2 separate regions of the Homo sapiens genome follow, and region 1 is linked to region 2. Evidence: chromatin loops called from intact Hi-C (ENCODE). Cell type or tissue: heart right ventricle. All regions are shown on one strand. Links, peaks and the distances in the headings refer to the core of each region. The heading gives the core; the rest is flanking DNA. Region 1 overlaps CAMTA1 (calmodulin binding transcription activator 1). Region 2 has its middle 4.4 kb from the start of LINC01672.

Evidence for each region. Peaks named below come from ENCODE experiments on the same cell type or tissue, not always from the same donor. Only the 100,000 strongest peaks of a DNase experiment are listed, where the experiment ranks them.
Region 1: it touches region 2 in a loop (8-fold over the local background); 74 of 110 quality-filtered maps call a loop at or near these places.

The regions. Positions count from the first base shown.
Region 1 is chr1:7,206,638-7,209,549 of GRCh38, forward strand. The region is part of intron 4 of CAMTA1 (calmodulin binding transcription activator 1); the gene reads left to right. Among named protein-coding and RNA genes, the nearest start is that of CAMTA1-IT1, 160 kb to the right of the region's middle. In heart right ventricle, for the core only: a CTCF peak has its summit at 1,466; a DNase peak (open chromatin) is centred at 1,432; H3K27me3 peaks cover 759 bases.
Region 2 is chr1:6,718,849-6,721,760 of GRCh38, forward strand. No RefSeq gene overlaps it. Among named protein-coding and RNA genes, the nearest start is that of LINC01672, 4.4 kb to the right of the region's middle. In heart right ventricle, for the core only: a CTCF peak has its summit at 1,320 (motif pointing right); a DNase peak (open chromatin) is centred at 1,356.

The DNA of each region.
Region 1 (2,912 bases), core at 319-2,818, 490 kb after region 2:
CTGTTTGTATTTGGATGGACATTTAGATTGTTTCCCATTTGTTGAAGTTGTCAAGTAGTTTTCCAAAGGCGTTAATTCTGTTCTCACTCCTTTCTGTAATGTGGGAGCCTCTGTTGCTTCACATTTTTACCAACATTAGCTATTGTCAATGCTTAAATTTTGTCAGTCTGAGGGAGTGCAAATGGCACAGAAGCAGCATGCTTTTTAATGACTTCTCTTAAGTCCTTGGTTTCCAAATTCTGACCCAAATGCTGCTTCCCACATGGACACAGTCTCCATGGATTGCACACCCCACCCCCGGCCTGCTTCTTCTAAGTGCCCCTCTCTCATTCAGTGGCTGCTGGTAGGAGTTGAGAATGGCAACGCTGCTTTCCTAGTCTCCTGAGAGGGAAACACACTTCTGTAAAAATTAAACACTTTATTAGCTGAGAAGTGTCTGGCCCTGGTACTGGCCTCCTAGAGGAATTTCTTTGCTGACTTACTTGCATTATATCTGTTGTATAATTATCAACAATCAGCATCCACTGAGTAGCATCTTGTACCTGACACTTTACTAGGCTCTGAACAGGGCTTAGTGATGAATAAGACCCAGTTCCCCACCACTCCTGGGGCTTTCCACCCGCTTGGAAGAGGAGACATGTTTACATTAGGTGATATCGCTGGATAACACCAGTGATACCCAGTGAGCGTGTCAAGGGCCAGGTTGCTGACACTGACAGGGAGGTCTGTAGAAAATGAATGTGGAAAGAAAATCTTCTATCATATTATATTACAAATTCAGGAGGAAAATCTGTCATTGAATGTTTTCTTCTTGTTTTAAAAAGCTGAATTCATTCTGATAAAAATGTATATACCACCTAAAAATATACACTCTATTTTTCCAACCGACACAATCACCCACAACTGAAAATTGACCTTGGAGCCCTGTCCCACCTCTAATGGGTGGATCTAGGATCAACCCTATTTCTAAAGGGGTACATTGCAGGATCCTGGGTCACGAGGCCAGTGGCTGGTCCAGTTGTGGCCTTGACTCAGGTGTCCTTCCCTTATTTCTTATGACCAAACCACCGGCTCTGTGCTTCTCCATATGGTGTGGTCTATTCCAAGCTCCTGGTATCTTGTGGATCCAAGACCTGCCTTTATCTCCCCAGTCTTCGTGAAATAAGAGCTCTTCTCTTCCTTTAGTGTTTGGGGCCCTGCTACCTCTCCTGGGCATTTGAAAGCTAAGTGCCCACTCACCTCAGGTCCAGGGATGTCCTCCATTAGCATTTCCCTCATTCTGCTGCCCAGCAAAACCAGGGTTAAACTAAGGTTTGGTTACAGCATATGGGTAAGAAGTTTCCATGCTCAATAAAATGCCACGTCATCTACTTTATAAAAGGGTAACACATCCCTTCCGAGCTGGAAGCCTCTCTCTCCATGCTTGCTCCTCTTGTGGCCAACAGCACACCCTCCAGGCAACTGGGGAGCATTGCAGGTGTAGACCGGGCTTCCGTCAGGCAGTGCTTTCTGGCAGAAGCCAGCTGGCTTGTGCAGACATCTTGTCCATAGCCTTGACCTTACTGGATACACTTGCTAACCTCCCAGACAAACTGATCCAGGCTCATGAAAGTTGGTTTGTTCTTTGGTTTGTTCATTGTGCATTCATTCATTTGTTTGTTCATTTGGTAAACACATACTACATACTTCATTGAAAATTCTGCAATGATCAGGTCAGTCAAAATGCACACACACACAAAGAGCCTCTTTCTCCCTTTACCCTATTGAGTATTGGGTACCTTATTGGGCATCTGAGATGCTGTGGAATTTTTGCCAGAATTTTACCTGTTTGTCTACCCCTGTGCTAGGTGATGTGAAAGCTACATAGGGCAGGGGCTTGACTCTTGAAAACCATGTGATTCTGTTGAAGGTGTAAATCAAGCCAGCCCACAGGAAGCAATGAGTCAACATGTGCACCTCTGTGTTTTGCTCTTGTGGGTCCGAGAAGAGGCGCTTAAATTGCCCAGTGTTCATTGAGGGCTGCCGTGGGTTGGGATTGTTTCCTAGAACCATAGCTGAGCCTTGAAGAGTGGGAAGGCTTTAGACAGATTCTGGGGAAAGGTGTCATACCTGGGGAGAATAACTTGACTATGTGGGCTGAGAGTAAACATAGTGGGTTCTGATGATGTCGAAGGGACCAGCTTGATGATATGTGTTGTTTCACATGTTAAATCCTTGGGACCTCCTACTTGACTAGATCAGCACTTGAGCCCTTCGTATAGAAAGCTATGTGCTACAGTGACCATTGCTGGGCCGACTGGCTGGCATGGGGCTGTGGTTGACTCTGTCCTGGGTGGGGCCGTGGAGACACCATAGTCTATTCCTAGTCTGGCCATGATACCGAAATAGCCTTTAACCATGATTCAAGGCCCCACCCTTTCTCCTATGTGATTGTTGTTTGAATACTTCTATTTTGTTGTTGTTGTTGTTGAAACTGTAGGGTAATTACCCTTGTCCTTAATAATTGCTTTAGTTTCCTTGATGCGCAGAGATGCTCTAGAGTCTACGCTGTTAAAAAGAGGTTAGGATTAAGTTTTTCAACCTGCCGCTGGTGTGAGAAGGATGTCTCCATGCCAATTACTGTCTTCTTGATAGGATTAGTCACTGTGTTAATTGCTACTCAGAAAAACTGCCAAGTTTGTTGTTTTAGACATTGGCTTTTAAAATATTGCAGATGTCATCTCAAATGCAAATTGTATTTGGTATTAGAGATAACTGTTGATCTATTAACACTTTGGGGTTGATTCATATCTGAGGCTGTGTGAGTAAAAGGAGTCTCACCCTTGGATTAATTGCATCTTTGATGGTGGTTCCAGAACTGGGAGGGGGAGGCAGCTGTCAGGTCTGTTTCTTGGCACTCTCTTTGAGAGAAC
Region 2 (2,912 bases), core at 324-2,823:
ACACAAATTTGTAAACTTTCTTAAAACATTATGAGATGTCTTTGCTTTTTTTTTGACGGAATCTCACTCTGTTGCCCAGGCTGGAGTGCAGTGGCATGATCTTGGCTCACTGCAATCTCTGCCTCCTGGGTTCAAGTGATGCTCCTGCCTTAGCCTCCTGAATAGCTGGGACTACAGGCATGTGCCACCACGCCCGGCTAATTTTTGTATTTTTAGTAGAGATGGGGTTTCACCATCTTGGCCAGGCTGGTCTTGAACTCCTGACCTCAGGTAATCTGCCTGCCTCGGCCTCCCAAAGTGCTGGGATTACAGCTGTAAATTACGGTGCCTGGCCTTTTTTTTTTTTTTGCTGAAGCACATCAGCTATTGTTAGTGTTTAGTATATTTTATGTGTGGCCCAAGACAATCCTAACAATGTGGCCCAGGGAAGCCAAAAGACGGGACACCCCTGATTTAAAGAATGCTTACAATGTGCCAGATACTGCACTGTGCTACCTGATTAATGATCTCATTTAATCTTTTCAACAATTATCTGATGTAATTATAGACAGCCTCATTTTACAGTTGAGGAAACTGGGGTTTAGAGAAGTTGAATAACAGTGCGAAGTGGCTTATGCCTGTAATCCCAGCACTTTCGGAGGCTGAGATGGACAGATCGCTCAAGCCCAGGAGTTTGAGACAAGTCTGGGAAACATGGCAAAACCCCGTCTCTACAAAAAATACAAACTTAGCCAGGCGTGGTGGTGCTTGTGTGTAGTCTCAGCTACTTGGGAGGCTGAGATGGGAGGATCCCTTGAGCTCAGGAGGCGGAGGTTGCAGTAAGCTGAGATCGCCCCACTGCACTCCAGCCTAGGAAGCAGAGTTCAGACCGTGTCTCAAAAAAAAAAAAAAAAAAAAAAAAAAAAGAGGTTGAGTACTCGTTCCAGCTCACGGAGCTAGTAAATAGAAAGACCAGGATTCAGACTCAGGTTTGTATCTTTCAATGACTGTTTTTATGTTTCCTTGGTTTATTTATGTTTTCTCTTTGAGATTAACTTATATGATGATGTTTCAGAGGACTTTTAGCCATAGGTGTGATAACACCAGCTTGATTTTAGAATTCCCTGGGATATGCGGCGTGTAGATGTTATCTGTGACCCATGAAGGTAGAGAATGTTTTATCGGCCACTCAACAGCTCTGACTCTTAAGATAAAGTCTCTATGAGTTAGGAGGTAAGTACATTACTGCCTACATCACTGCCCCTCTGGGAAAAATGTCGGTTAAGGGGCCACAGCACTGGTCCCCTTCCCAGTTGTAATAATGCTTGCATGTCCCTTAACCAGCAGAGGGCAGACTTGTGGTCCCAATGAACAGAAGCGTACAAAGAGACTGCACTTGAAGGTTTAGAATAGGAAGGGGGATGTTTCAGGAAAATGGCGCCCCCATCACCTGCTTGTGCAGAAGCAGGGCTGTTTTGTGGACAATGTGTTTGATTCTCTGGTTCTTTTCTCTTTTTCTTTTCATTTTTTTTTTTTTTTTTTTTTGAGACAGAATTTTGCTTTTGTTGCCCAAGCTAGAGTGCAATGGCGCAATCTTGGCTCACTGCAACCTCCGCCTCCCGGGTTCAAGCAATTCTCCAGCCTCAGCCTCCCTAGTCGCTGGGATTACAGGCGTGCACCACCGCGTCTGGCTAATTTTTTTTTGAGACAGAGTCTCACACTGTCATCCGGGCTGGAGTGCAATGGCGTGATCTTGGCTCGCTGCAACCTCTGCCTCCCGGGTTCAAGCGATTCTTCTGCCTCAGCCTCTCGAGTAGCTGGGATCACAGGTGCCCGCCACCACGCCTGGCTAATTTTATGTATTTTCAGTAGAGACGGGGTTTCACTATGTTGGCCAGGCTGGTCTTGAACTCCTGACCTTGTGATCCACCTGCTTCAGCCTCCCAAAGTACTGGGATTACAGGCGTGAGCCACCGTGCCCGGCCCTGGCTATGTTTTTTGTATTTTTTTTTTTAAAGTAGAAACAGGGTTTCACCATGTTAGCCAGGCTGGTCTTGAACTCCTGACCTCAGGTGATCTGTCCGCCTCAGCCTCCCAAAGTGCTGGGATTACAGGCATGAGCCACCACGCCTGGCCTCTCTGGTTCTTTTCAAAAGTGCACGACCTCCTTCCAGAAGGCTCACAATAAGTGGGCATACCACCTTAGTTCTGTTTTCCCAGTCCTGGTTTATCTTTTTGTATTTTTTTATTTTGAGACAGTGTCTCTGTCACTCTGTCAGGCTGGAGTGCAATGGTGTGATCTTGGCTCACTGTAGCCTCCACCTCCTGGGCTCAAGCAATCCTCCCATCTCAGCCTCCTGAGTAGCTGGGACTACAGGCACATGCCTCCACGCCTGGCTAATTTTTGCATTTTGTGTGGAGACAAGGTCTTGCTATGTTGGCCAGGCTGGTCTCAAACTCCTAGGCTCAAGCCATCCGCCTGCCTTGGCCACCCAAATTGCTGGGATTACAGGCATGGGCCACCACGCCCGGGCCTAGTCTTGGTTTTTCATTGTGAAGATGATCCTGGGCCTGAAAGTATTCCAGGAGCAAAGCCTGTTTCTGCCATGCGGGACACCATCAAGGAGAGGGTTTTCCTCTGCACCCTCCTTTTTGGTAGGTTCTCAGGGGTTCAGTGCCATGACTGCGAAGTCAGACCATGTGTTCAGGCCCCAGCATGCTACAGGAGGCCCCAGCACGCTACTGGAAGCAGGATGCTGGATCTAGAAGGTGATGGATGTATTAACATGAGGAAAGTCACTCACGTTTTTACCTCATGTAAAAGGAAATTACCAAGAGAATCTGCAGCCAAAATCCTGTCCAGACTGAAACTCTGATGAACTTACCCAAATCTTCCCTTTCCCAGGCTTTCCTGCATGACAGTTCCAGGAAGA